2 separate regions of the Homo sapiens genome follow, and region 2 is linked to region 1. The links are chromatin loops, found by intact Hi-C in ENCODE. Cell type or tissue: GM12878. All regions are shown on one strand. Each heading gives the region's core, and the rest is flanking DNA. Links, peaks and the distances in the headings are about the cores only.

Region 1 (14,951 bases), core at 8,118-10,617:
AAAAATTAGCCAGATGTGGTGGCGGGCACCTGTAATCCCAGCTACTTGGGAGGCTGAGGCAGGAGAATCGTTTGAACCCGGGAGGCGGGGGTTGCAGTGAGCTGAGATCGCACCACTGCACTCCAGCCTGGGTGACAGAGTGAGATTCCATCTCACAAAAAAAAAAAAAAAAAAAAAAAAGGCTAGATATGGCTATCTGGGAGTACTGTAATATATAACTATTATTATTTCTCTTTTAAGTTTCAGGCAAGGCCAGGTCTGGTGGCACACGCCTGTAATGCCAGCACTTTGGGAGGCTGAGGCAGGCAGATCGCTTGAGCTCAGAAGTTCAAGACCAGCCTGGGCAACATGGCGAAAGGCAGTCTATAAAAAATACAAAAATTAGCCAGGTGTGATGTTGTGTGCCTGTAGTCCCAGCTACTTGGAAAGCTGAGGTGGGAGGATCATTTGAACCCGGGAAGCAGAGGCTGCAGTGAGCTGAGACTGTGCCACTGCATTCTAGCCTGGGTAACAGAGTGAAACCTTGTCTCAAAAAATAAAAGTTTCAGGTAAAATATTTACTCATATTTCCACAGCTTAATAAAAACAGAGCATGCAAGTTTTTTAAAAAATTAGATTTTAACATCTAAACTCTTCCGGCTTTTGAATATTTATGAATTTTCCTCAACTTTCTTCTTTTTAAAATCTCCTCACTACATTCATTAACACAACTGTTTTCTATCAAATGGTCACATGAAGCCTACATCATAGGAGCACATAAGAAAAATTTAAATAAATTTACTGTTGTTTTTTCCTGTCAGTGAAGTGATGCTCAATCTCCTAGCCGTGGTGGGTGACTTCTGCTGGGGTGGAGTCCGACACTGCTTTACTAGATCTTCATCTGATGCTGATGTCATCAACTCTCCAATAAGAATTCTCTCCAGGCTCCCATCATCAATGCCTTTCCCCAGCCACCGCCCACATGGGAATCTGGTAGGACAGAAAACAAGTTTTTTATTTTTTATTTTTTTGAGACAGGGTTCCCGCTCAGCCCCCTGAGTAGTTGAGACTACAGGTGTGCACCACCACACCTGGCTAATTTTTGTGTTTTTTATAGAGAGGTCTCATTACATTGCCCAGGCTGGTCTTGAACTCTTGGCCTCAAGTGATCCCCCCATCTCAGTCTCTCAAAGTGTGTGGATTACAGGTGTGAGCCACTGCACCCGGTCAGAATATTTTCAAACTAGAAATTAATTTGGGAGTTCAGGCACAGAAGAAAAGAGGACAATGTTTCCATAGAGTAGTGTTGGCTGTGACTAGTGGAATCCAAGAGATCTTTTCCTCCCACTGAAATTATTTTAGGCTTCTTTTTTATTTTCTTTTTTTTCTGAGAGTTATATTAATCTTTCCAACACTTGTGGACTAAGCAATAGCAGCAAACATCTGTTGTTTTAAAAAGTTTTTTGAGGCTGGGCATGGTGGCTCATGCCTGTAATCCCAGCACTTTGGGAGGCCAAGGTGGGTGGAACACTTGAGGTTAGGAGTTTGAGACCAGCCTGGCCAACATAGCAAAACCCCATCTCTACTAAAAATACAGAAATTAGCCGGGCGTGGTGGCAGGTACCTGTAATCCCAGCTACTCGGGAGGCTGAAGCACGAGAACTGCTTGAACCTGGGAGGCAGAGGTTGCAGTGAGCCGAGATTGCGCCATTGCACTCCAGCCTGGGCAACAAGAGTGAAACTCTGTCTCAGCCCAAAAAAAAAAAAAAAAAAGAGAGAGAAAGAAAAAAAAAAGTTTTTTGGGGGGCAATTTTGTATGACATAAACAAAAAAAAAATTGCCCCCCTCACCTGGAAAAAAAAACCCTAAAATTCAGAAGGCAGTGGAAGAGTTCAAACAATTCTTTTTTTTTTTTTTTTTTTTTGAGATGGAGTTTCACCTTGTTGCCCAGGCTGGAGTGCAACGGTGCAATCTCGGTTCACTGAAATCTCCCCCTCCCGGGTTCAAGCGATTCTCCTGCCTCAGCCTCCCAAGTAGCTGGGATTACAAGCGTACACCACCATGCCCTGCTAATTTTTTTTTATTTAGTAGAGATGGGGTTTCACCATGTTGGTCAGGCTGGTCTCAAACTCCTGACCTCAGGTGATCCACCCGCCTTGGCCTCTCAAAGTGCTGGGATTATAGGTGTGAGCCACTGTGCCTGGCCTACAATTCTTAAACCTTTTCTTACCTGAAGAGTCTTAAAACAAAGAATTCTGAGTTCCCAAGGCCATTTACTTACCTGTATGTATGTCCTGTGATTTCATTTCTGACCATGACACAATCCACTAGCCATTTGGCTAACAGTCCTGAGTTATCGTGACCAATCTGAACAGTGGTCAGCTTCCCCAAGTTCTGGCACTGTAGGGACAGGACCTTAGGTTATTTAGTACCCAATCCCATCCTGTTACATCTCAGCTTTACAGGTACTTTGGTTCCGTCTAATTTAACAACTGCAGAGACAAACCCTGCATAATGTATTCAGCTATGCACTAGAGAAATATATTCACATATATTCCTTGCTCTCAGGGAGCTCCCACATAATGAGATAGGAGACATATGGACATTAACTACCAAATGAGGGGCACTGCACACAGTGCTAGATTAGAGATGTAAAAAGTGCTAGAAGAACGCTGGGGAAGGAACAGTTACTTCTACTTGGGGAACCCACAAACAACACAGACAGTGACTTGTGCCTTGAAGGGTAAGAATAATTTCTAAAAACAGGAAAAAGATGCTATTTAGATTTTGTTACAAAGAGGTCAAGAAAACAATTATAGATTTTAAAAATCACTGACACTGATATTCTTTTCTTTTTTAGAAAATTTTTTGTGGGTACACAGTAGGTATATATATTTATAGGGTACATGAGATGTTGATATTTTTCTGTTCCAATAAGATACTAAGGCAGAACTGACCTCAGACCTCATATACTAGAAGTCTTTGAAGCTATTTTTTAAAAGGCATAGTTATCAATAAGTTATCTTCACTGGTCCTTTGTGGACAAGTACAAAATAAAGCAATGATAATAGGAATAGCAAAAATGAATACTAATTAAATTCTGACTTCTAAAATCTGATAATGAAAAGATCACTGACCCCAACAATGTGCTGGATGACAACATCAGAATTGTAAGTTCTTTTTTTTGGTTAATTTTAATTTTTAATTTTTATGGGTACCTAGTAGATGTGTATATTTATGGATTAATTGAGATATTTTGATATAGGCATGCAATGCCTAATAACTGTATCAGGGTAAATGGGGTGTCTGTCACCTCAAACATTTATCATTTGTGTGACAATCCAATTATACTTTTAGTTATTTTAAAATGTACAGTTAAATTATTGTTGACTATAGTCACCCTGCTGTGCTAGCAAATACTAGGTCTTATTCACTCTATTTTTTTGTACCCATTAGAGCTACGAGTTTTTTTTTTTTGTTTTTTTTTTAGACAGAGTTTCGCTCTCGTTGCCCAGGCTGGAGTGCAATGGTGCAATCTCCGCTCACCACAACCTCCGCCTCCCGGATTCAAGCGATTCTCCTGCCTCAGCCTCCCGAGAAGCTGGGATTACAGGCATGTGCCACCATGCCCGGCTAATTTTTGTGTTTTTAGTAGAGAGGGGGTTTCTTCATTTTGGTCAGGCTGGCCTCAGACTCCCGACCTCAGGTGATCCGCCTGCCTCGGCCTCCCAAAGTGCTGGGATTACAGGCGTGAGCCACTGGCCCGGCCAGAGCTACGAGTTCTTAAAGCACTTTATTCTTTGTATCTCAGTGAGAAGGCATCACCATGCTCTAACTTAGGGATGATGGCATCTTGAATTAGTTGTGCAGCAGAGATGGAAAGAAGTAGGTAGACATGAGAGAGACAGCTTAGAAATGGCAATGATGGGGGTTTTAATGTACTTTCATTATTGTTAGATGAAGAAAAGCCAAGGGTTTTAATATTTTATATACAGGTGGCTTTGAGTCTACTGCATGGATAAGGCCAAACTGGGCTCCTGGGGGCGGGAGGGCATCATGACTCTAAGTGGAAACTGCTATTTCGAGACCCCAAGGAACATGAGAATGGGACATTCAGTTCGTACCATTTCCTTCCTCAAACACAACAATTATTTGTCCTCTTCCTCCACCAAGATCAACCTGTGTACAGGCTTAACCCCATGGAACTATTTCACCAAGTAAGACTGAAAATTGACTACAATATTAAAAGGTGGCTGTTTGTTTTGTTTTGTTTTTTGAGACACAGTCTCACTCTGTCACCCAGGCTGGAGTGCAGTGGCACAATCCTGGCTCACTGCAACCTCTGTCTCCTGGGCTCAAGTGACCTCAGCCTTGCAAGTACCCAGACTACAGGTGCATGCCACCATGCCCAGCTAATTTTTGTATTTTTTGTAGAGATGGAGTCTCACCATGTTGCCCAGGCTGGTCGTCTCAAACTCCTGGGCTCAAGCAATCTGCTCACCTTGGTCTCCCAAAGTGTTGAGATTATAGGCATGAGTCACTGCGCCTGGCCAAAAGGCATTTTTATAGAATCATTCTATAAATGTCACCATGTGGTCTAAAACCAGTAAGCAGATGCTTGAACCCAGGAGGTGGAGGTTGCAACGAGTGAAGATCACACCACTGCACAGCCTGGGCGAAAGAGCAAGATTCCGTCTCAAAAAAAAAAAAAAAAAAATCCATAAGCATGAATATCAGCTCTCCTGTCCTTTTGCCAAAGGATGACCAGGTTTGGGCAGAAAACATTTTACAGTAGGGAGGAGAACCACCGCGGGGAAAACATTTATTTGAATATTTCCTGCTTGCTAGAATCTGTGCTAGACCCTGAAAATAGTAGGAGAAGACCTAGAAAGCCCCAAAGCACATCATTACAAGTGAAAAATAGAGCTTAACAATGAAAATGCAAAACAAATTAGTATATAAGCTGCTTAAGACAACTTTAGACATATAATCACAAAAATGATCCTGCACGCTTTGAGTGTTCCTCTATTTTATTTGATTCAAGGAAAAATGAAAAAGCCAGACAGAATCATCTGTAAAACTACACGTGATACATTCTTCTAGGAAAGGTATTAGCTGAACCTACCTCAAAGGTCATTTCGAGGAGGTTTTTGGGAATCTGCATTACTCCTGTGTCTCCCAGCTCTCCTGATACACAGATCCAAGGGTTTGATGTGATTATTGCATTGCTCAGCTTTTTGATTGGGATGATCACTGACCTATACGGAATCACTGAAAGAAAAATGCAGAAATTAATTAAAAAGCGGGAATAAAATTCTCCTTATAACAAAACATATATTAAGAACTCTTGTTGGTTTTCATTGATAATTTGCTTTTTATGAGCTATCAAGATGTACTTATACGAAAAGTTGAGATCATAACCTTTCAGTCTAGAAAGATGAGATCTAGTTTGCAAACCAGAAGTCTCAATACTCGTAGCAGTGGTTTTCACAGCATGTATATCATCATGTATGTATGATGCATATATCAACATTAAACGTATGAACAATCTCAAGCATTAGCACGAGAATACCTAAAGATGTGAACACTGACTGTGTATATTGTGTTTTCATTGCTTAAATTTTCTTAAAAATTAATTTTGTAACAAAATTGAATAGAAATGAACATGATTACTGATATGGTTTTATATAAAAAGAGGGGTGGATGACTTCTTGGACAGTATTGAGTTTCTTGGGCAATGCTTTAAAGCACTGCATTTCAGAACTTTCCTGTCCCAAGTTTACAGAACAATATGCAAAAACCACAAATAATAAACAATGGAACCTCCACTCTGGACATATCGTGAAGTCTATAAACCACAACTTTGAAAGCTATTAAGGTGACTCACACGCAAGAGGAGCCCAGGGAGGCTCTTCCACAGACAGACCACTAGATGTCACTGCCCTATCACTGTCCTTTGCTCAAATGTGGAAGCACGAGAGGTTAGATGTTATGCATGTCCTCCCTTCTTTTTTTTTCTTTTTTTTTTTTGCCAACATGGCAAAACCCCGTCTCTACTAACAGTACAAAAATTAGCCGGGTGTGGTGGCAGGCGCCTGAAATCCCAGCTACTTGGGAAGCTCAGGCAGGAGAATCACTTGAACCCGGGAGGCAGAGGTTGCAGTGAGCTGAGATTGCACCACTGCATTCCAGCCTGGGCAACAGAGTGAGACTCTGCCTCAGAAAAAAAAAAGAAAGAAAAAAGAAAACGGCTGGATGTGGTGGCCTGTAATCCTAGCACTTTGGGAGGCCGAGGTGGGTGGATCACAAGGTCAGGAGCTTGAGACCAGGCTGACCAACACGGTGAAACCCCGTCTCTACTAAAAATACAAAAATTAGCCAGGTGTGGTGGCACACACCTGTAATCCCAGCTACTCAGGAGGCTGAGGCAGGAGAATCGCTTGAACCCGGGAGGCAGAGGTTGCAGCGAGCCGAGATTGTGCCATTGCACTCCAGCCTGGGCAACAGGAGTGAAACTCCATCTCCAAAAAAAAAAAAAAAAAAAAAAAAAAAGTGCAGACAGGGCCAGGCACGGGGGCTCATGTCTGTAATCCTACCTAGCACCTTGGAAGGCTGAGGTGGGCAGATCACTTGCGCTCAGGAGTTCATGACCAGCCTGGGCAACAAAGTGAGACCTTGTCTCTATACAAAATAAAAAACATAATTAGCCAGGTCTGGTGGTACACACTTGTAGTCCCAGCTACTCAGGAGGATGAGGAGGGGGGATCCCTTGAGCCAGGGAGGTCAAGGATGCAGTGAACTCTGATCCCACCACTGCACTCCAGCCTGGGCAACACAGCGAGACCCTATCTCAAAACAAAAAGGGGGCAGATGGTTTAAGCACATAAGCATTTTTGTCCATCACAGCCATACATTTCTGGTTTTTTGTTTGTTGGTTTTCTAGAGACAGGATGTAGCTCTGTCGCCCAGTCTGAAGTGCAGCAGCCCAATCAGTGTTCACTGCAGCCCTGATCTCTGGGGCTCAAGCAATCCTCCCATCTCAGCCTCCCCAGCAGTTGGGACTACAGGTGCACGCTACCACACCTGGCTAACTTTATTTATTTAGAGTTTCACTCTTGTCGCTCAGGCTGGAGTGTAGTGGCACATTCTTGGCTCACTGCAACCTCTGCCTCCTGGATTCAAGTGATTCTCCAGCCTCGGCCTCCCAAGTAGCTGGGATTACAGGCGTCTGCCACCTCGCCCAGCTAATTTTTGTACTTTTAGTAGAGAAGGGGTTTTGACATATTGGCCAGGCTGGTCTCGAACTCCTGAACTCAGGTGATCCACCGGCCTCAACCTCCCAAAGTGTTGGGATTCCAGGCATAAGCCACCGCGTCCGACCTCTAGCTTTTTTTTTTTTTTTTTGAGACAGAGTTTTGCTCTTGTGGCCCAGGCTGGAGTGCAATGGCATGATCTCGGCTCACTGCAACCTCTGCCTCCCGGGCTCAAGCGATTCTCCTGCCTCAGCCTCCTGAGTAGCTGGGATTACAACTGCACACCACCACGGCCAGCTATTTTTTGTATTTTTAGTAGAGATGCGGTTTCACCATGTTGACCAGGATGGTCTCGAACTCCTGACCTCAGGTGATCTGCTCACCTCGGCCTCCCAAAGTGCTGGGATTACAGGCATGAGCCACCGTGCCCGGCCCCTAGCTAACTTTTTAATTGTTCTTTTGTTGAGACAGCATGTCACTATTTTGCCCAGGCTAGTCTTGAACTGGACTCAAGCGATCTTTTTGCCTTGGCCTCTCAAAGTGCTGGAACTCCAGGCATGAGCCACTGCACCTGGCCTGATTGTAAAATTTTAAAGTTTTTTTTTTTTGAGACACGGTCTCGCTCTGTCACCCAGGGTAGAGTGCAGTGGCACGATCTCAAGCTTACTGCAATCTCCACCTCCTGGGCTCAAGTGATCCTCCCACCTCGGCCTCCCCAGTAGCTGGGACCAGAGGTGTGCACCACTACGCCCAGCTATTTTTTTGTAGTTTTAGTAGAGGCAGGGTTTTGCCATGTTGCCCAGGCTGGTCTCAAACTCCTAAGCTCAAGAGATCTGCCTGCCTTGGCCTCCCAAAGTGTTAAGACTACCGGCATGAGCCACCTGCCATGTATGTATGTATGTATGTATGTATGTATGTATGTATGTATGTATGTATTTTTGAGGCAGAGTTTCACTCTATCTCCCAGGCTGGAGTGCAGTGGTGCAATCTCAGCTCACTGCAACCTCTGCCGCCCGGGTTCAAGTGATTCTCCTGCCTTAGCCTCCCAAGTAGTTGGGATTACGGGGGCTTGCCACCGTGCCCAGCTAATTTTTGTACTTTTAGCAGAGACGGGGTTTTATCATCTTGGCCAGGCTGGTCTTGAACTCCTGACCACGTGATTCACCCACCAAGGCCTCCCAAAGTGCTGGGATTACAGGTGTGAGCCATCGCACCTGGCCACTATTTATTTATTTTTTGAGAAGAAGTCTTGTTCTGATGCCCAGGCTCGAGTGCAGTGGGGCGATTTCAGCTCACTGCAACCTCCGCCTCCCGGGTTCAAGCGATTCTCCTACCTCAGTCTCTGGAGTAGCTGGGATTACAGGTGTGCGCCCACCATGCCCAGCTAATTTTTGTACTTTTAGTAGAGACAGGGTTTCCCCATGTTGGCCAGGCTGGTCTTGACCTCCTGACCTCAGGTGATCCGCCACCTCGGCCTCCAAAAGTGCTAGGATTACAGGTGTGAGCCACCATGCCCAGCCATTTTTTTTTTTAAGTAGGGTAGAATCAATATTTGTTGTTATCCTTGGGATTTCTGCCCATTTGATCATAAGAGGGGGTGTTAGAAGCCCTCCGTGAAAGATCTACAAGTAGGATGAAAAACATTTACTAAAGAAGGTGCCTAGATATAGCCTCACAATATGAGCTCATGGTTCAGTGCACTCTTAGATGAGGAAAACAAATGAGATAAATGGTTCATTTCCCTAATTTTACATAAAAGACTTTCTTTATGTTAGGTGAAGAGTCTCCCTTTGTGTCCTTTTATTTTGGCTTTAGGATAGGAAAATGTCAGAGAAAAGGCCATATATTCACGGTTTAGTAATCATCAGAATCAAATGGGTTTTGAAACTGAAAGCAGAAGAGGTTAGTGTTAAGACTTTATTTTAGGTGCCAGAGGCTTTTCTCATTTCTTGCACTGCTAAGAAAATCTGCAGAAAAAGGCATGTTTAGGGTCAGCAGTTCTGTGGCTGCAAAAGGCCCACAGATGCACAACAGTGATTTCATAGTTTAAGTATGAAAAAGCAATATGATTAAATTTAAAAATTTCTTTCATGAAGAATTCCTCAAATTGAAAGAGTTACTCAGATGAAGAGAAATCTACAGATATAAGGAGGATTTTAGGAATCCTCTACTGCTACTACTTCTTACTTATTTAGAGACAGTCTCAACCTGTCACCCAGGCTGGAGGGCAGTGGTGTGATCTTGGCTCACTGCAACCTCTGCCTCCCGGGTTCAAGTGATTCTCCCACATCAGCCTCCTGAGTAGGTGGGACTAAAGCAAGCGCCACCACGTCCGGCTAATTTTTGTATTTTTTGGTAGAGATGAGGTTTCACCATGTTGGCCACGTCAGTCTCGAACTCCTGACCTCATGTGATCCACCCGCCTTGGCCTCCCAAGGTGCTGGCATTACAGGTGTGAGCCACTGTGCCTGGCCTCTTCGATTTAATTAAATTAATTAATTAATTTATTTATTTATTTATTTTGAGACGGAGTCTCGCTCTGTCGCCCAGGCTGGAGTGCAGTGGCGCAATCTCGGCTGACTGCAACCTCCGCCTCCCGGGTTCAAGCAATTCTCCTACCTCAGCCTCCTGAGTAGCTGGGATTACAGGCGCCCACCACCACACCCAGCTAATTTTTGTATTTTTAGTAGAGACGGGGTTTCACCATGTTGGTCAGGCTGGTCTCTAACCCCTGCCCTTGTGATCCAACTGCCTTGGCCTCCCAAAGCGCTGGGATTACAGGCTTGAGCCACCGCGCCCGGCCCAATTTTAAAACTGTATATAACTTTTTAGTTTCTTACACCTGCAGTAACCTAATCAACGAATAGTAACTTGACAGGCATTACAGGATGGCCTAATCCCCATTCCAATTCCCTTTTCCTTTGTCTTCCGTTACCAGAGACTGGAAAGCCAAAACCTACACAATTCTGGCCAGTGAAATGTTAGTGATATTTATTGAGATTTTTTGGAAAATTATGTCTTTCTAGCACAGATCCTGCCCCTCCTTGGCACTCTCTCCTTCCTGCTGGAAGGTATGCTGAGAACAGCCATGTTGAAACCATGAGGTAACTAGCACACACAGAGCATGTCTAACAGGAAAAAGACAATGAGCCTGGGTCCGTGACAGCACTGCCCACTGCCTACTTTGAGACCTTTATTATGTAAGTGAAATTACTATGCTGTAAACCACTGGTTTTCAAGTTTCTGATACTTGCAGCTAAATGCAATTCCTAATTGATACAAGTAAAAATTCTCCAAAGTAAGGAAGAGGACCCACTGCAAATAAGAATTAGCAATGAAGGAAAGAATAAATGCTATCATTCGGCTTTCTATAAAAAATACATCTCTTGGACAGGCTCAGTGGCTCACACCTGTAATCCTAGCACATTGGGAGGTTGAGGCGGATGGATCACCTGAGGTCAGGAGTTTGAGACCAGCCTGGCCAACATGGTGAAACCCTGTCTCCACTAAAAACACAAAAATTAGCCGGGCATGGTGACATATGCCTATATACAGATGTGTGATTTGGGAGGCTAAGGCAGGAGAATCGCTTGATCCCAGGGGACGGAGGTTGCAGTGAGCTGAGATTCCACCACTGCACTCCAGCCTAGGTGACAGAGCCAGACACCATCTCAAAAAAACCAAAAACAATAACAACAACAAAAACAACAAAATCTCCAGGTCCAGCGTGGTGGCTCATGCCTGTAATCCCAGCACTTTGGGAGGCTGAGGCAGGTGGGTCACTTGAGGTCAGGAGTTCGAGACCAGCCTGGCCAACATGGTGAAACCCCATCTCTACTAAAAATACAAAAATTAGCCGGGTGTGGTGGGGCGTGCCTGTAATTCCAGCTACTCAGGAGGCTGAGGCACAAGAATTCCTTGAACCCAGGAGGTGGAGGCTGCGGTGAGCTGAGATCGTGCCACTGCACTCCAGCCTGGGTGATGGAGTGAGACTCTATCAAAAAAAAAAAAAAAAAAAAAAAAAAATTCTCCAATCAGCATTTCCTTCCAAAGTTGAATGATGTCCAATTGCATAAGTTTATTATTAACACACAGATACTTTGATTTTATGTGTTTTCGTTAAGATATTGAAATATTTACTTAATAAAACATTCCTTTTCTCATCTATTGTAGGTAACATTTCCTATCAAAGACTGGGTTTCTTGGGAAGAAATCTCTGAGTCAGAAATTAGCATGGACAATGCTGCTCCTGGGACCAACATGTGAGAAGGAAAGCAGGATTGGTTAAGCAAGATGTTAAGCTTCGATGCAGTCTCAATGAAATCCTCATCTATCTAACCCCCATGGTGAGCTCCGGGACAGCCCTTTGTTCAGTCATGGGATGCTGGCTGGAACTGACAGAAGGTATCATCTCCAGTGAGGTACTTTTCTTCAGTAAGGCGTTCTCTAAAGCCTGACAGCCAAGGGTTTCCTGTAGCACTCTTAGCATTTGGGGAATATCCTTTACTCCTAAACAGAGACCTGGGCGTATGTCACAATGTCACATGTACTATGGCATATCTTGCTTTAAAAAATATAAATGCTTTTATTGCATTGGTCACCTCAGTAACCCTTAACGGTCAATTCTCTAGACTTACTGATAGTGGTGAACACACTGGTGAAGCAGAAATAGTCCACAGCATTGAGAGAAAGAAGGTGGTAAAGAAACTGCTCTCTTTCTTCTTCGCAACGTAGAAAAGCATATCGCTTATAAAGCTTCCTAGGAAAGGGTAAGACAAGCACAAGACAGTAGTATCAAAGAAAAAAAAAAAAAACCAAGACAGTAGTATCATGTACTTTTCATTATGTCTTTTTTTTTTTTTTTTTTTTTTAAACAGAGTTTCTCTCTTGTTGCCCAGGCTGGAGTGCAATGGTGCAATCTCAGCTCACTGCAAACTCTGCCTCCTGGGTTCAAGTGATTCTCCTGCCTCAGCCTCATGAGTAGCTGGGATTACAGGCATGTGCCACCACGCCAGGCTAATTTTTGTATTTTTAGTAGGGATGGGGTTTCACCATGTTGGCCAGGCTGGTCTCCAACTCCTGACCTCAGGTGATCCATCTGCCTCGGCCTCCCAAAGTGCTGGGATTACAGGCATGAGCCACCATGCCCGGCCATTTTTTTTCTTTTGTTTCTTTCCCATTATGTCTTTTTTCCAGGATGGGGTCTCGCTATATTGCCCAGGCTGGTCTTGAACTCTTGGACTCAAGAAATCCTCCTGCCTCAGTCTCCCAAAATGTTGGGATTATAGGCATGAGCCACTGGGGCTGGCCCTCATTAAGCCTTGACTAAAAATAAATAGCTCCTCTTAGACAAACACCTTTAATCTTGAAAAAATAGATTCATTCTATTTCAATTCATAAAAATGGATATATAAACAGTTAATAAAACACTTTTAACCTAATAATTAAGGAAAAAATGCATCTATTTTATCTATCAAACTAATAAAGACTTAAAAGTGATGACCAGTGTTGACAAGGAAGAAATGAATGCCATTCTCACAGTTGGTGAGACTGAAAATTTCAGGAAAGCAATTCAGGTAACAATTACTTTAAACCAATCATACCCCTTGACTCATCAATTTTACTTTTAGGATTCAGTCCTAAAGAAACAGATGAAATGGGGCAAAGATTTCATTAAACACTTACATTTAAGCACTTTCCCAAGTGTTTTATAGGTATTAATACATTTAATTCTCACTCTATGAGGTAAGTCTATTAGTGCCTTTTTATTATTTATTTATTTATTTATTTTTCTTGAGATGAGGTCTCGTTCTATAACCCAGGTTGCTGGAGTGCAGCGATGCAGTAACAGCTCGCTGCAGCCTTGACCTCCTGGGCTTGAGTGTGCCTCCCACCTCAGCCTCCCAAGCTGCTGGGACCACAGGTGCACGCTACCACACTCAACTAATTTTTTATTTTTAGTAGAGATGGGGTCTCACTATATTGCCCAGGCTGGTCTTGAACTCCCAGGCTCAAGCAATCCTCCCACTTTGGCCTCTCAAAGTGCTGGGATTACAGGAGTGAGCCACCACACCCAGCCTAGTGTCATTTTACAGATGGGGAAAAGAGAGATACAGGAAAGTTAAATATTTTGTCCGAGGTCATTCAAACACTAACTAGAGAAGGCAATATTTGAACACAAGCATTCAGACTTCAGATTTTAAACTCTTCTGATACGGTGAAATGTTTATGGTACACTGTTAAGCTAATAAAAAGGATGATATTGAATCGCACATATAGTGTATCTTAATAAGAGAACATGCATAGAAGAAAAGTACAGAAGAAAATGTGAAATACTTAGTGTTCTTTATATAGCAGGATTGTAAGTGATTATCATTTTCCTCTTTGTACTTTGGCCACTATGAGCATAAATCACTTTTTTTTTTTTTTTTTGAGACAGTTTTGCTCTTATTGCCCAGGCTAGAGTGCAATGGCACGATCTTGGCTCACCGCAACCTCTCGTCTCCCAGGCTCAAGCGATTCTCCTGCCTCAGCCTCCAAGTAGCTGGGATTACAGGCATGTGCCACCACGCCTGGCTAATTTTGTATTTTTAGTAGAGATGGGGTTTCTCTACGTTGGTCAGGCTAGTCTCGAACTCCTGATCTCTGGTGATCCACCCGCCTCGGCCTCCCAAACTGTAGGATTACAGCCATGAGCCAACACGCCCGGCCTTTTTTTTTTTTTTTTTTTTTTTGAGACAGAGTCTCGCTTTGTTACCAGGCTGGATGGAGTGCAGTGGCGCGATCTCGGCTCACTGCAACTTCCGCCTCCTGGGTTCAAGTGATTCTCCTGCCTCTGCCTCCCAAGTAGCTGGGATTATAGGCATGCGCCACGACACCCAGCTAATTTTTGTATTTTTAGTAGAGACGGGGTTTCACCATGTTAGCCAGGATGGTCTCGATCTCCTGACCTCATGATCTGCCTGCCTCGGCCTCCCAAAGTGCTGGGATTACAGGTGTGAGCCACTGCGCCCAGCCAATAACTTTTTGTAATTGGAAAAAAAAACCACGCCAGTTTTAAGAAAACAAGGTCAGATTCACAGGCTATATGCAACACTTCATGCTTTATCAAACCTACTGTTTGGACATTAAAACTCATCTGAAAATGCTCCAGGGGGTATGTAATCCAAGTGTGATATATACAAATACAAAACTACAAAAAGCACTGGAACTCTAATAGGCTATCTTGTTTGAGGTCTTTGTTGAATTCTCTGCCTAACTTTGCTCCTTAGAAGTCAAAGTCCTTAGCCTTCAAATTAGCACTAATGTAAATATAAGGGCAATATATTTCATCCAAGACAGCTTCTTTTTTTTGTTTTTGTTTTTTGAGACAGGGTCTCGCTCTGTTGCCCAAGCTGGAGTGCAGTGGCCCAATACTGGCTCAAATGATTCTCCTGATTCAGCCTCCAAGTAGCTGGGATTACAGGTGCCTGCCACCATGCCCGGTTAATTTTTTTATTTTTTGTAGAGACAGGGTTGTGCCATGTTGGCCAGGCTGGTCTCGAACTCCTGACCTCAAGTGATCTGCCCACCTTGGCCTCCCAAAGTGTTGGGATTACAGGTGTGAGCCACTGCACCTGACCTCGAAGAGGGTTTCTTGATAGAGTAAACAGAAGAAATTAAAAGTTAACAATTAATTGACATGTACTTGACTGGTTTCCCGGCTCTAAACCAGTGGTT
Region 2 (14,951 bases), core at 5,443-7,942, 61 kb after region 1:
TGTAACATTTTTGATCATTTTTTTATACATGAATGCTTACACAATTCCCATTTTTCTTTTTTCTTTTGTTTTGAGACAGTCTGGCCCCGTCGCCCAGGCTGGAGTGCAGTGGCATGATCTCGGCTCACTGCAACCTCCATCAGAGGCTTTTTTCTTACACAGTATATATGACTGTGGCTATAGCTTTGGTTAGCTGATTATATTTATTTTAGCCTTTATTTTGGGGGTACAAGAAGTCAAACAGATACATGCATTCATAGTTACACTTTCTATGTCTAACCCCTAGCCACAAAACTATCATATCTGGGTATTCTCGAGTTAACAGAAAATTAAGGATTAGTGTTTTTGTTATGTTTTATTTACATGAACTCACTAGTTTATCAAAATTAAAAGCTCCCCACAATAGTAAAGCAGCCTTTTAAACCACTCTGCAAAGGCTGCTTTATACTTACATATGTCCACAAGTCCGATTTAAATGTTTGGAAGTAGATATGCTTTAGAATTCAGATTTTTTAATTTAGAAAAGCAGTATGGTGCATATACCACATATATGAACTATCTAGGGCAGTATCCTATAATTAAATACATTAATATTTCTGCAGCAAACCATATATGTCCCAGTAGGACAGATAATCAAAGAATATGAATAGGGTCACTTTGGTTCAGGTCTGGTTTTGCTGATGAATGAGTTACAAAAAGAATGTTTGGTTTTCAGAATTTTTTGGATTTGTAGAATTGAGGATAATGGATTGTGGGCTTGTAATAATCCTTTCACAGAACCCACTGTGAACAAACACAGTAAAATCTTTGGGAGGAAGAATTTAGGGGAGTCTTTTTAAAAAGGTTAAGAAAATGATCAGATGTTACTTGAGTCACATCAACTCAAAGACCTGACCAAGCATAAACAGGATGTTTTCCATTTAAATTTTTTGTGTCATTTTATAATTTTAAATGACTACCTTTTTGGTAATGAATCATCAGTTATCCACAGCCCAAGTTTACTTAAAATTTTCCTTATTTGATTCATAAAGATTCAAATTTTAGGTGAAAATCTGTTTATAGGAATAACTTCTAGAACAAACACCAGGTGGCCTAAAAGGTAGGGGTCAGTCATACGAGCACAAAGAGCTAACCTAATTACCTGGGGTGGATACACACATTTTACAGCCAAGGCCCACTGAAGAAGCTAGGCTGAGACAGCTGGTACTCTCTGTGCAGGTGAGGCGGGTAGTAGAGGAGATCAGAAAATCAGTTCCTACCACTCTGCTAGGATAATCAGGCAGATGTTTGAACTGTAGGCAATATGGGTCTTTTATCCCAGGGGCGGGGGCGGGGTGAGGATGAAAAGCTGACCTGAAACCCCTGAGGTCGGCTGGATGGCCCCTAGAAGTAGAAACTGTGCCCTAATCAGAACTAATTGAAGTTCTGCACTATCACAGGACTCCATTATGGCACTTGGCCCCCGTACTGTCTCTCCTCTCTGTGGGTTTCCTAAGGACAGAGTGGCATCCACTTTCTCTGATTTTACCCATAAAGCATAGGGCCCACTTCACACCCAGTGCTGACTAAAATTTACTGATAACTACTAAATGTTATGTTTTTTTTCCTCTTAAGTTCAACAGAATCCTAACAAAATACAAAAAAAGGCCGGGCAGGCACAGTGGCTTATGCCTGTGATCCCAGTACTTTGGGAGACCGAGGTGGGTGGATTACCTGAGGTCAGAAGTTAGAGGCCAGTCTGGCCAACATGGTGAAACCCCATTTCTACTAAAAATACAAAAATTAGCAGGGCATGGTGGCAGGCACCTGTAATCCCAGTTACTTGGGAGGCTAAGGCAGGAGAATTGCTTGAACCCAGGAGGCGGAGGTTGCAGTGAGCCGGGATTGCACTACTGCACTCCAGCCTGGGCAACAGTGAGACTCCGTCTCAGAAAAAAAAACAAAAAACAAAAAGCCAAGCACAGTGGCTCAAGACCTGCAATCCCAGCACTTTGGGAGGCCAAGGCAGGAGAATCACCTGAGGCCAGGAGTTCAAGACTAGCCCGCCCATCATGGCAAAACCCTGTCTCTAGTAAAAATATAAAAATTAGGCATAGTGGCACATGCCTGTAATCTCAGCTACTTGGGAGGCTGAGGTACAAGAATCACTTGAACCCAGGAGGCAGAGGTTGCAGTGAGCTGCGATCGTACCACTGCACTCCAGGCCTGGGTGACAGAGTGAGATTCTGTCTCAAAAAAACAAAAAACAAACAAACAAAAAACCCAACAACAACAACAAAAACTCACCAGGAGTAGGCAGAGACAGTAATTTACAGTTATAGACTATGAAGACCAAATCCAGAGAAATCTCCTTAGATTCTGCTCTGTGGCCATCATTTCAACCAAGGATTGGGGCCTTTTATATTCTTGTAACCTCAGTATCTACCACAGTATCTGACATATAATAGAGGCTAAAACAATATTTTTGAACGAATAGATGATGATGGGATAAGAATATATATAATTTTGCTAGATATCTATAACTTAAAAAGACATGCTTAGATTTTATTCCATCCATGTGTTGTGAGTGTTCTATGTCTATTCTTCTTTCCAGTTCTGTATTCTCTTCAAGACTGGTTGAAGTACCACACACATTATTAATTTTTTTTTTGAGATCGAGTTTTCACTCTTGCTGCCCAGGCTGGAGCGCAATGGCTCAATCTTGGATCACTGCAACCTCCACTTCCTGGGTTCAAGCGATTCTCCTGCCTCACTCAGCCTCCTGAGTAGCTGGGATTACAGGCACACGCCACCACACCTGGCTAATTTTTTTGGATTTTTAGTAGAGATGGGGTTTCACCATGTTGGCCGGGCTGGTCTCGAACTCCTGACCTCAGGTGATCCACACGCCTTTGCCTCCCAAAGTGCTAAGATTACAGGCGTGAGCCACTGTGCCCAGCCCACACGCTTTTTAATAATGCAATTACTCAGCAGAAATAAGACAATTCTTTTTAACTGAATCAAGAAATAAAAGGCAGAGTTTTCTTCTTTAAGCATTTTTTTTAAACTTAAATATTTTAGGAAAGTCTTTTTATAATTGATACTCAAAGTGATGAATGTATAAAAGAAGTTATTTTAATATTTAAGACAGGCCTCAGCAAGGCACATGAGGCTCTTCATGATTTGGCCCTTGTCTGCCTCATTCCTTATCATCACTCCATATGCAGTAAGACCACTTGCTTGCAGTCCATGTTTTCACAGGCCTTGTGCCCCTTGTATATTGTTTTCCTCTGCCCAGAATGTCCCTTCCTCTTGCACTGCCTGACTAGGTTCCACTTTTTCCTCAGGCAATTGCTTCTTTGGAAAGCCTTCCCTAACACTTCTTATTATCACCAGAGTACTATCTACATGCTTCAACAGTACCCTATCTTTATTTCCATCCCAGGAATTATTCATCTCACTGAAACATTACAATTCTATCATAATTCTCTCTTCATGGTCTCTCTTCCCCAATACCCCATCATCTCCTAGAGAGCAATATATGTATTTTTCTTTTTATTTATTTATTTTTGGAGACAGGGTCTCACTCTCTCGTCCAGGCTGGAGTGCAGTGGTGCGATCTTGGTTCACTGCAGCCTCTGCCTCCCAGGTTCAAGTGATTCTCATGCCTCAGCCTCCCGAGTAGCTTGGATTACAGCTGTGCACCACCACGCCTGGCTAATTTTTTGTGTTTTTTGTAGAAAGGGGTTTCGCCATGTTGGCCAGGCTGGTCTTGAACTCCTGACCTCAAGTGATCTGCCTGCCTGCCTCCGCCTCCCAAAGTGCTGAGATTACAGGCATGAGCCACTGTGCCTGGACATATCTGTATTTCTAATCTCAGAATTGTTAACATTCAACATATGACCTACTACATGATGAGTAGCCAGTAAACGTGCTTTGAGAAATTAATATGTTAACATCTAAGGCATGTAAAATGAAATAAAAGTAGACATTAAAAAATTATGCTTGACTATATTATACAATAAAAACATACTGTCAAAAATGTGCCTAGTGATGGCTCTGGCACAGATCCCAAGGTGGCAATGGCCTCTGCTGCCTCAGCCCCTGCCATGCTGTCCACCAGCATCACTGTGGAGAATAAGGTCAGCCCCTCAAGGGCAACAGAGGGGTCTAGGTCTGGACCTGTGGCTGGCGGCACAGGAGCCATGGTGGTGCAGACCAGGAGCTGTGTCTAGCAAGGCTTATGCCCTGCCAAGCACTGCCAATGGAGATGTGAAGCTGCTGGTGGTATCCAGCATGCCTCTGGTGGACTTCCTGATGTAGCTGGAGGATTATACACCTATGATCCTGGATGCTGTGACTGATTATTTTTTATTTTTGAGATGGAATCTCGCTCTGTTGCCCAGGCTGGAGTGCAGTGGCATGAACTTGGCTCACTGCAACCTCCGCCTCCTGAGTTCAAGTGGTTCTCCTGCCTCAGCCTCCCCAGCAGCTGGGATTACAGGTGCACACCACCATGCCTGGCTAATTTTTGTATTTTTGTAGAGACGGGGTTTCACTATGTTGGCCAGGCTAGTCTCAAACTCCCGACCTCAAGTAATCCACCTGTCTCAGCCTTCTAAATGCAGGGATTACAGGCGTGAGCCATGCGCCTGGCCCAATGTGACTGAGCATTATCTGAATTATGTTGGCTTTGAGGTCTCAGACACATGCATAATTTGGCTTATCTCCCTAGTTTCACAGAAATTCATCTCAGGTATTGCCAACAATGACCTACGGCACTAGAAAATGAAAGGCACAGCCTCTGGCAGCTCCTGAAGTAAGAGCAAAGACTAATCATGGAGTACTTGACCCCTGTCCTCAGTATGACATCAATGTGGAGCCACCACACCACCTAAGCCACCCAACCTAAACATGTTTGTCTGTAACAAGCTTCACTGTGACCAAAAAATGTCAAAGAAAGGGCTAATTGTAGATTAAACACAGGTAAAGAGAGAATTCATAAAGCAGGAGACAGATGTGGAGAAATTACCCAGAATGCAGCACAGAGACACACAGAAAATTGGAATGAGGCTGGGTGTGGTGGCTCACGCCTGTAAGCACTTTGGGAGGCCAAGGCGGGCGGATCACAAGGTCAAGAGATCGAGACCATCCTGGCCAACATGGTGAAACCCCGTCTCTACTAAAAACACAAAAATTAGTTGGTCATGGTGGTGCACACCTGTGGTCCCAGCTACTCGGGAGGCTGAAGTAGGAGAACCACTTGAACCCAGGAGGCAGAGTTTGCAGTGAGACAAGATTGCAACACTGCACTCCAGCCTGGCAACAGAGTGAGACTCCATCTCCAAAAAAAAAAGGGTTGAGAGATAATGGAAGATTGAGCAAGACAGATTAACATGTTTAAGGCTGGACACAGTGGCTCATGCCTGTAATCCCAGCACTCTGGGAGGCCACGGCGCGTGGATCACTTGAGGTTAGGAGTTCGAGACCAGCCTGACCAACATGGTGAAACCCCGTCTCTACTAAAAATACAAAAATTAGCTGGGCATGGTGGCATGCGCCTGTAGTCCCAGCTACTCAGGAGGCTGAGACAGGAGAATTGCTTGAACCCAGGAGGCGAAGGTTACAGTGAGCAGAGTTTGCACCACTGTACTCCATCCTGGGCAATAAAGTGAGACTCTGTCTCAAAAACAAAACAACAACAACAACAAAAAAAAGTTTCACTAGAATTTCAGGAGGATTAAAAAAAGATACATGAATGCAATATTTACAAAGATAGTTGAGAATTTTCCAAAATGGGTAAAGGACATTAATTCTTAAATTTCAGGAAACATAATGAACCACAAGCAGAACAAATAAAGCCTCATTCAGATAAATCAGTCAAAATATCACACACCAAAGACAGAAAATCTTAAATATAACCAGAGTTGAAAAGACAGATTTCTGGCTAATGAGTAACAATGAGAGTCATTCATTAGAATGACATTAGAGGTGATGGCTGACTTCTCAACAGCAATACAGGAAACCAGAAGATGATAGAATATTATCCTCAGAGTTCTAAGAGAAAAAAACTTTTAACATATAATTTAACATCCAATGAACTATTTAAGATGATAGAATATTATCCTCAGAGTACTAAGGAAAAAAAAAAAACTTTTAACATAGAATTTAACATCCAATGAACTATTTTTCAAAAACAAGGACAAAATAAGATCTAATAGAGAAAGCTATCTCAGGAAAGGAACTTCTAAGAACACATGTTAGGAAGAAGACTGATCTCAAAAGAAATCTCTAAGATATGAAATAAAATGTGAATTTTCAAAAAATAATAACTGAGGCTGGGTGCAGTGGCTCACACCTATAATCCCAGCACTTTGGGAGGCTGAGGCAGAGGACTGCTTGAGCCCAGGACTTCACGACCAGCCTGGACAAGACAGTGAGACCCCCATCTCTACAAAAAGAAAAAAAAAAAGTAAGAAAAAAATTAGCCCAGCATGGTGGCGTGTGCCTGTAGTCCCAGCTATCAGGAGGCTGAGGCAGTAGGATTGCTTGAGCCCAGGAGTTCAGTCGCATCACTGCACTCCAGCCTAGGCAACAGAGTGAGACCTTATTTCAAAGAAAAACAAAATAAGGTCACTATGAGTAAATTTAAACAAAACCAAGTGTATAGAATAAAAATGTCTAATTTGAGGGATTATTAAAACTGAACAATCATAACAAGTAAGCCACAATGGGCATGGAGTTAAAGCATTTTATAGTTATCTGTGAAGATTCTATAACATAAGAGTAACTGTTCATGTTGAAATCTCAAAATTTATCATTAAGAAAAAGAGCATATAACATCTAAACAGAAAAAACTGCAATGAGAAAAAAATTTAAATCAATTCAAAACATCAAAAACAGAGAGAGAGAGAAAAGCAAGACAAATGGCCAAAATAAATGAAATTTTAAAAATTCTTAGAACTAGCCAGGTATGATGGCTCACACCTCTAATCCCAGCACTTTGAGAGGCCGAGGTGAAAGAATTGCTTGAGCCCAGGAGTTCAAGACCAGCCTGGGCAACATACAGAGACCCCACCTCTAAAAAAAATTTAAAAATTGGCCAGGTGTGGTGGCATGCACCTGTAGTCCCAGCTACAAGGGAGGTTGAGGTGGGAAGATGGCCTGACCCTGAGAAGTTGAGGCTGCCATAAGCTGTGATCACACCACTGCATTCCAGTCTGGGCAACAGAGCAAGACCCTGTCTCAAATTATTTATTTATTTATTTATTTTTAGAATTCAATGATAATGAAAGTATCAGATACTAAGACTTGTGGGATGTAGCTAACACAGGACTCAAGTGCTTAAGATACTGGTTTTGGTGGGCAGGTGGGGAGAAAGAAAGGTTTAATAAGCCCAAAAAAAGTAGTAGAAAGAAGTGAATAATAAAAACAAAACCATAAATTAATAAAACAGAAAACAAAGGTACAACAGAAGATACCAATGAAAGTAAAATCTGGTTCTTTAAAGAGTAATAGGGCTGGGCACAATGGCTCATACCTGTGATCCCAGCACTTTGGGAGGCCAATGCAGGAGGATCGCTTGGACCCAGGAGTTTGGGACTAGTCTAGGCAACACAGTGAGACCCTGTCATTTCAAAAAATAAAAAAAAAAATTAGCCAGGCATGGTGGCACACACCTGTAGCTCCAGCTACGTGGGAGGCTAAGGCAGGAGGATTGCCTGAGCCCAGGGAGGTCAAGACTGCAGTGAGCCTAGATCGTGCTACTGCACTCCAGGATGAGCGACAGGGTGAGGCCCTGTCTCAAAAAACCAAACAAACAAAAGGAAGTAATATAATTGACAAACTTCAGGTAAAAATAATTGGGGGAAAAAGAGAATGCACAAACAGTATTAGGAATGAAAAGGAGGACAAAACTACAGATATAACAGGGGTCAAGAAAACAAGGAAATATTAAGACTTTTTGCTAATATATTGAAAGCTTAATAAAAATTTTCTTAGAGAAAATAGCAAGGAACAAAAATTTATTCAAGAAAAAAATAGAGGTGGCCAGGTGCATTGCCTCAGGTCTGTAATCCCAGCACTTGGGAGGCCGAGGCAGGTGGATCACTGGAGGTCAGGAGTTCAAGACCAGCCTGGCCAACGTGGTGTAACTTGTCTCTACTAAAAATACAAAAATTAGCTAGCTGTGGTGGCATGTGCCTGTAATCCCAGCTACTCGGGAGGCTGAGGCAGGAGAATCACCTGAACCTGGAGGCAAAGGTTGCAGTGAGCCAAGATCACGCCACTGCACTCCAGCCTGGGTGACAGAGACAGACTCCATCTCAAAAAAAAAAAAAAAAGAAGAAGAAGAAGAAGAAGAAATATAGAGGAGCTTCTGGACTGGCAAATACATTAAGGTGCTGGGTAAGTCCAAGGAAAGCATAGCAGTTCTGCACCCACCCCTACACCTTTTGCACCTCTCTTCCATTTGGCTGTTTCTGAGTTGTATCCTTTATAATAAACCAGTTAGCAATAAGTAAAGTGCTTTCTTGAGTTCTGTGAATCATTCTGGGAATTTATAGAACTTGAGGGGTTGGGGGATGGTGTTGGGGAACCCCTGATTTTGTAGTCATCCAAGAAAAAATGTATGTGGCCTGGTGCTACGGTTTGGACATGGTTTGTTGGCCCCAATGTTGGAGGTGAGGTGTTTGGGTCCTGGGGGTGGATCTCTCATGAATGGCTTTGTGCCATTCTCATGGTTGTGAGTGAGTAGTTTTTCACTCTTACTTTCCATGAAAATTGGTTATTGAAAAGAGTCTGGCATCTCCCTCCTCTCTCTTGCTTCCTTCCTCTTGCCATGTGATTCTGGCTCCCCTTCACCTCCTGCCATGAGTAGATGCTTCCCAAGGCCCTCATCAGAAGCAGGTGCTAGCACATGCACAGAACTGTGAGCCAAATAAACCTCTTTTATTTTTCTTTGAGACAGGGTCTCGCTCTGTCACGAGGCTGTAGTGCAGTGACATAATAATGGCTCACTGCAGCCTCTAACTCCTGGGCTCAGGTGATCCTCGACCTCAGCCTCCCAAGTAGCTGGGACTACAGGCATACACTACCATGTCTGGCTTTTTTTTTTTTTTTTTCTTTGGAGATGGAGTTTCCCTTGTTACCCAGGCTGGAGTGCAATGGTGCGATCTCGGCTCACTGCAGTCTCTGCCTCCAGGGTTCAAGCGATTCTCCTGCCTCAGCCTCCCGAGTAGCTGGGATTACAGGCATGCACCACCACGCCTGGGTAACTCTGTATTTTTAGTAGAGATGAGGTTTCTCCATGTTGGTCAGGCTGGTCTCGAACTCACAACCTCAGGTGATCCACCCACCTCGGCCTCCCAAAGTGCTGGGATTACAGGCGTGATACACTGTGCCCGGCCTTATTTTTAATTTTTTTGTAGAGACGGGGTTTCACCATGTTACCCAGGCTGGTCTTGAACTCTTGGGCTCAAGAGATCTGCCTGTCTCAGCTTCCCAGAGTGCTGGGATTACAGGTGTAAGCCACTGCACCAGGCCAAACTTCTTTTCTTTATAAATTAACCAGCCTCAGGTATTTTACAGTAACACAAATAAACCAAGACACCTGATACCTCATTTGTGGCTGGCATCAGAAGTGAGGACAGTCTTGTGAGAATGAACTCTTAAACCTGTGGAGTCTGACATTCAGTTAGGAATGAATTGAACTGTTGGGCATCCAGTTGGTATCACAAATTGACAGGTGTTGGGGAGGAAAGACTCTCTCACTTGGTGTCAGAAAAACTGAGATTTGTTATAACAGCCCAGGCTCATGGAAACCTGTGGTTTGGGAAGAGGGACAATGAGAGGGTGGGGAATTAGGAACCTTTAATTCCTGGGTGGCCACTCATGGGATGGAGCAGTAGCTGTGCTGAGACCATTTACTGAAGGTAAAAGTAACTAATGGAATTTAGAGATGAATCCACCTCCCAGGGAGTGGGATTCACTGGATATATAAGGAAATGCAAACCAACAGAAAAAAGTTAAATATAAAATCCCTTGGTTATTGTTCTATGTAAAAGCTAAAATGAAATTTAAAAGAGTGCTAGGTCAACCTTGATGCTGGACCAAGCTCAGATTTCTGCTGGTCAGGGCGTGACAACTAGCCTCAAAGCCACTCCCAACGGGAAAAATTATGTGGAAACCGCCTGGGCATTTCCTCACCAACACCCTTAGGTATTCTGTAGTTTCTTGGTTTTGTGGTTCCCCCATGTGGAGTACCTTTCTGGTGACCAGAGATCTTAGAGACACTCTTTGTTGTTTCCACATAATTTTGTTGTGTTTGAGAAGGAGTCTCGCTCTGTCACCTAGGCTGGAATGCAGTGGCATGATCTCAGCTCACTGCAACCTGCAATTCTCGGGCCTCAGCCTCCCAAGTAGCTGAGATTACAATCGCACACCACCATGCCTGTATTTTTTTTTTTTTTTTTTTTGTAGAGACAGGGTTTCGTGATGTTGGCCAGGCTGGTCTCACACTCCTGACCTCAAGCAATCTGCCACAAGGGAGGTAGAGATGGAGTTTCACCATGTTGGCCAGGCTGGTCTTGAACTCCTGCCCTCAACAGAAACCAGGGGATAGTATGAAGTCTCATTTTATAGATAAGTATCATCCACTTCCTGATGAATCTCTGCTACAGGAACTAATTTCGAGGCAGTATCTTTATTTTTAAATGCTGCAGCGTGGAAGAACATGCTTGGGTTGACACAGGGCCCACAGCTCACTATGGAACAATCACAGATGGCTATATGTGATCCAGACACAAAGGTGATGATTCAGTCAGAAATGAATTGAACTGTTTTATCCAATCCTTGAGGGACCAGCCAGTCTCAAGGACTGGATAAAAGCTACTCGAAGTCTGTTTACCTTGAGAAGGGAGACTGCCCAATTCCCCCTATAAATTCCAAGTGGAACACCCCAGATGAAGAAGCTGATATGCTCTGCACAAAAGCCACGCAGGACTGGCTTTATGATAATCGGGATATTCACCCGCTGAATACATCCGTTACCCAGGGCAAATGCTGCGGTTAGGGAGGCTCCTTTTATGTGGGCACTCCATGTAACTTTACTGCTTCAAAATCTAACATTACGAGAAGCCTTATTGAATTTGCTATCTCAGCTTACTCTCATCTTACAGATGCTAATAAAAACATTAATAATGAGTCAAAGGACTCAACCCAGCAGGGTGGAAATTTTTAAGTGTCTATTAAGAAATAGGGTGAATAAAACAGACCTTGATGGGACTGAAACAAAAGTCTTTTTTGAGATGGAGTCTTGCCCTGTCTCCCAGGCTGCAGTACAGTGGCACGACCTCGGCTCATTGCAACTTCCACCTCTTGGGTTCAAGCGATTCTCCTGCCTCAGCCTCCCAAGTAGCTGGGATTACAGGGGCACACCACCATGCCTGCCTAATTTTTGTATTTTCAGTAGAGACAGGGTTTCCCTATGTTGGCCAGGCTGGTCTCAAACTCCTGAACTCAGGTGATCTGCCCACCTCGGCCTTCCAAAGCATTGGGATTACAGACATGAGCCACGGCACCCAGCCTGAAATGAAAGTCTTAATATAGCACTACCAAAGGTTGCATGGACTATAAGGACCCTCAGATGGTTTCCCAAAATTAAAGGGCTCAAACAAATCTGCTCTATTTGCCCCAGCACAGAGAAATTTAAAATGTAAGAAGGGAAAGATTACAATTAGAAACATGATCTGGAATTGCTTGGGGATATATAGTAAGGTAAATTAATCAAAATAAAGACTCACAAAAGGGCCAAGATACCTTGCTGAACACCCAAAACCTAATGCACAGGAGTGGGTCAAATAATCAAGGGATGGAGAAGTTTCTGGGACTCATTTGAGAGCCTTATATGCTGTTGCACCAAAATCTTCTAGTGAAGTCTTTTTAAAAAAAAAAAGATAGGGTCTCACTGTGTCACACAGGCTGGAGTGCAGTGGCACAATCTCAGGTTACTGCAACCTCCACCTCCCAGGCTCAAGCGATCTCCCACCTCAGCCCCTGTAGTAGATGAGACTACAGGTGCACACTACCATGCCTAGCTAATTTTTGTATTTTAGTAGAGATGGGGTTTTGCTATGTTGCCCAGGCTGGTCTCAAACTCCTGGGCTCAAGTGATCCTCCTGCCTCAACCTCCCAAAGTGTTGGGATTACAGGCAGGAGCCATTGCCTCAACACAGTGGCTTACAGCCTTAACGCAGGCTACAATTAGAATGATAATATATTAAAGTGTTAAGGTTGATAGGATTAAGGAGGAAGTTTGAATGAAATTGGAATGTTTAAACACACTTTATCTAAATGTTTTATGGGAGTGGATCTTAGGTTTGACTGTTTCACCCCATTTCTCCTACCTAGTACAGTAAAACAGAGGGCACAGTGTCAATCTACCCTTCAAGCATTATTAATTGGACATGCTAAATGGGAATGAATTAGATTGCCTGAGCTCACGCAGTGTAGAACCGAGAAGCTGGAGCACTGGTACAGACAAATTCTCTGTATGTGGAGTGTGGGCTAGGGCTTATGTCGAAAGCCTGCGAGTGCCTCCCAGTGACAACTATCAGGGTGCTGGACTACAGACTTTCCATTTCAGAGGCAACTACTAAGTTTGCTATTGGATATTGATTTAAAGTGCCCCTATGACTGAAGGACATAAAACAATGCTGAAACTTGAAATATCCACGGTATCTAAGGCGATTTTGGAAAAACACTCTAATGGGAGAGGACAGTGCCCAAAAGAGATCCCTATTGAAAAAGAAATGGTTTATACTGGATCTTGTTACCAGAGGAATGCAAGGAAGAGATTCTCACATATAGGGAGCCTCTTTTTCCCTTGGACTGACTTTGGAACTGTAGGAGAACCTTCTGCATTTAATTGTCACTTGGACAATGCCCTATAAATACCTCTCAGTTGACCAGCAAAGTACTGTTTGGTTTATGGATGGCAGTTCCAAGGAGAACTATGATGTCCACTTGAGCATGCCTAGCAATTTGTGATGAGAAAGCTCCCAACTTTTTCAAGAAAACTTTAAGTAGCTTCCACCTTCTGACAAGGTTAATTCACATACAACTCAAAGAGGAATGAAACGAACAGAGGGATGGCAGACAAGCACTGCAAAGGCACACAGGCATGCAGTGTGGTGTGGGTAGTGGTTTATTTCCACTATGAAGAACCAAAGGAGGTAAGCAAGGCCCAAAAATGTTTCTTAGACTTCAATTATTGGTATCAAAAGTTAGACAATGGTGTTTAAATTCCCCTTTTATTCTTCCACTAGTTCTTTGAAAAAAGAATCATACTCTGATTTTCATACTGTGCTGCTCCAGGTATTTCCCAGTTGCAGAACAAAGTGCCCATTTCTGATCTGGGGTCCTAGAAAAGAGCCTTCACATCCTGGGTACATTTTCTCTACTTAGAATTTCTAGCTAGTTACCACTGCAAAGTGACAGTGATATATGCATTTCCTAAATAACAGATTGAATTGGTTTAAATGGGCTGTGGATCAGAATTTCAAATCAGTCTAGAAGGACATTTTCATCACTGAAATCCACCTACTTTGATTCACTTTGGGTTTTCATGGTAACTCTTCAGCACACGCAATGTTTTTAAATTTATGGCATAGCTTTATCAGTGAGTAAGAAATGAAGTATCACATGTTATTAAAACCCCCTTAACACAGTTAAGAAGAGTAAAGGAGGGCACCCAAGTACAAATCAACATAAGGACACCTATTTCATTCATTTAACTGAAATATTTTTCTCTAATAGAAGAGACATTGTCAATATTAAAATCTAGATTTACACAGCGCTTTCATTTTATACTCTACAATTACTTCGCATGACACCTTTACAATAGACCCACAGAATGAGTTAATCATTTAAAAATAAATATTGAGACAGATAAGGAGAGGTTAAGTGCAGTGCCCAATACAGTTAACACAGTGGTTAAGCATCTGAAAAAAGACTGATGAAACCCAATTCTTAGTAGTACTACATTACTTACTAGCTGTATCATCTTGGGCAGATTACTTAGTTTCCCCAAGCCTCAATCTCCTCCTCAACAAAAAATGCACAACAGCACTAACTCACTGCTGTTGAGAGGATTAAATGTAGGGAAAAGATCCAAAATATACAATGCCTTTTTGTAGCACAATTCCTAACATAGAGTGATTTTAGTGAATGGTTATAAATTTACTGTATGGCAATTTTTTGGGGTATGTCACTTTAAATTTTTTAAAAATCTAGCTCTATAATCTCAGGATTCACTCTGTTGTTCTCGGCATACAGATTACAAAAAAATAGAGTATAAAACCATATCCATAAATGCTTATTCTTCTTCATTTGAAACTGAAATAAATTGGTAGATATTAATGAGCTAAAACTCCTGAACAGACTCCACAAACCAAACAGGACAAGCTAAGCAGTGGCTCACACCTGTAAACCCTACACTTTGGGAAGCTGAGGCAGGACGATCGCTTGAGCCCAGGAGTTTCAAACCAGCCTGGGCAGTGTAGTGAGACTTCATCTCCACTAAAAATAAAAAACATTAGTCAGGTATGGTAATGCATGCCTGTAGTCCCAGCTACTCAGGAGGCTGAGGGGTGAAGGTTGCTTGAGCCCTGGAGTTTGAGGTTGCAGTGAGCTACGATCATGTCACTGCATTCCAGCCTGGGCACCAGAGTGACACCCTGTCTCAAAACAAACAAACAAAAAAAGAGCAGAAATAGGAGAGCTCAGGACAGACCACAAACGGTGAGACATAACCTGCTACTTAAAAGAGGAGGTGTGGGCCGGGTGCGGTGGCTTACACCTGTAATCCCAGCACTTTGGGAGGCCAAGGCAGGCAGATCACCTAGGGTCAGGAGTTCGAGACCAGCCTAGCCAGCATGGCAAAACCTCATCTCTACTAAAAATACAAAGAAATT

The links. Hi-C counts contacts between places; a loop is a spot of excess contacts. Peaks named below come from ENCODE experiments on the same cell type or tissue, not always from the same donor. Only the 100,000 strongest peaks of a DNase experiment are listed, where the experiment ranks them.
Region 2: it touches region 1 in a loop (3-fold over the local background); 2 of 110 quality-filtered maps call a loop at or near these places.

What each region holds. Positions count from the first base shown.
Region 1 is chr12:31,397,394-31,412,344 of GRCh38, forward strand. DENND5B (DENN domain containing 5B) reads right to left here. Exons shown (of 21, transcript NM_144973.4): 14 at 11,870-11,991; 15 at 5,105-5,250; 16 at 2,261-2,379; 17 at 782-969. Among named protein-coding and RNA genes, the nearest start is that of LINC02387, 36 kb to the left of the region's middle. RefSeq lists enhancers at 7,718-7,857, 8,738-8,907. In GM12878, for the core only: no CTCF peak of the experiment used is centred there; DNase peaks (open chromatin) are centred at 9,158 and 10,392; H3K4me3 peaks cover 434 bases; H3K27ac peaks cover 2,183 bases.
Region 2 is chr12:31,461,028-31,475,978 of GRCh38, forward strand. All of the region lies in intron 3 of DENND5B (DENN domain containing 5B), which reads right to left. It also overlaps the pseudogene LOC100422622. Among named protein-coding and RNA genes, the nearest start is that of LINC02387, 99 kb to the left of the region's middle. In GM12878, for the core only: no CTCF peak of the experiment used is centred there; no DNase peak of the experiment used is centred there.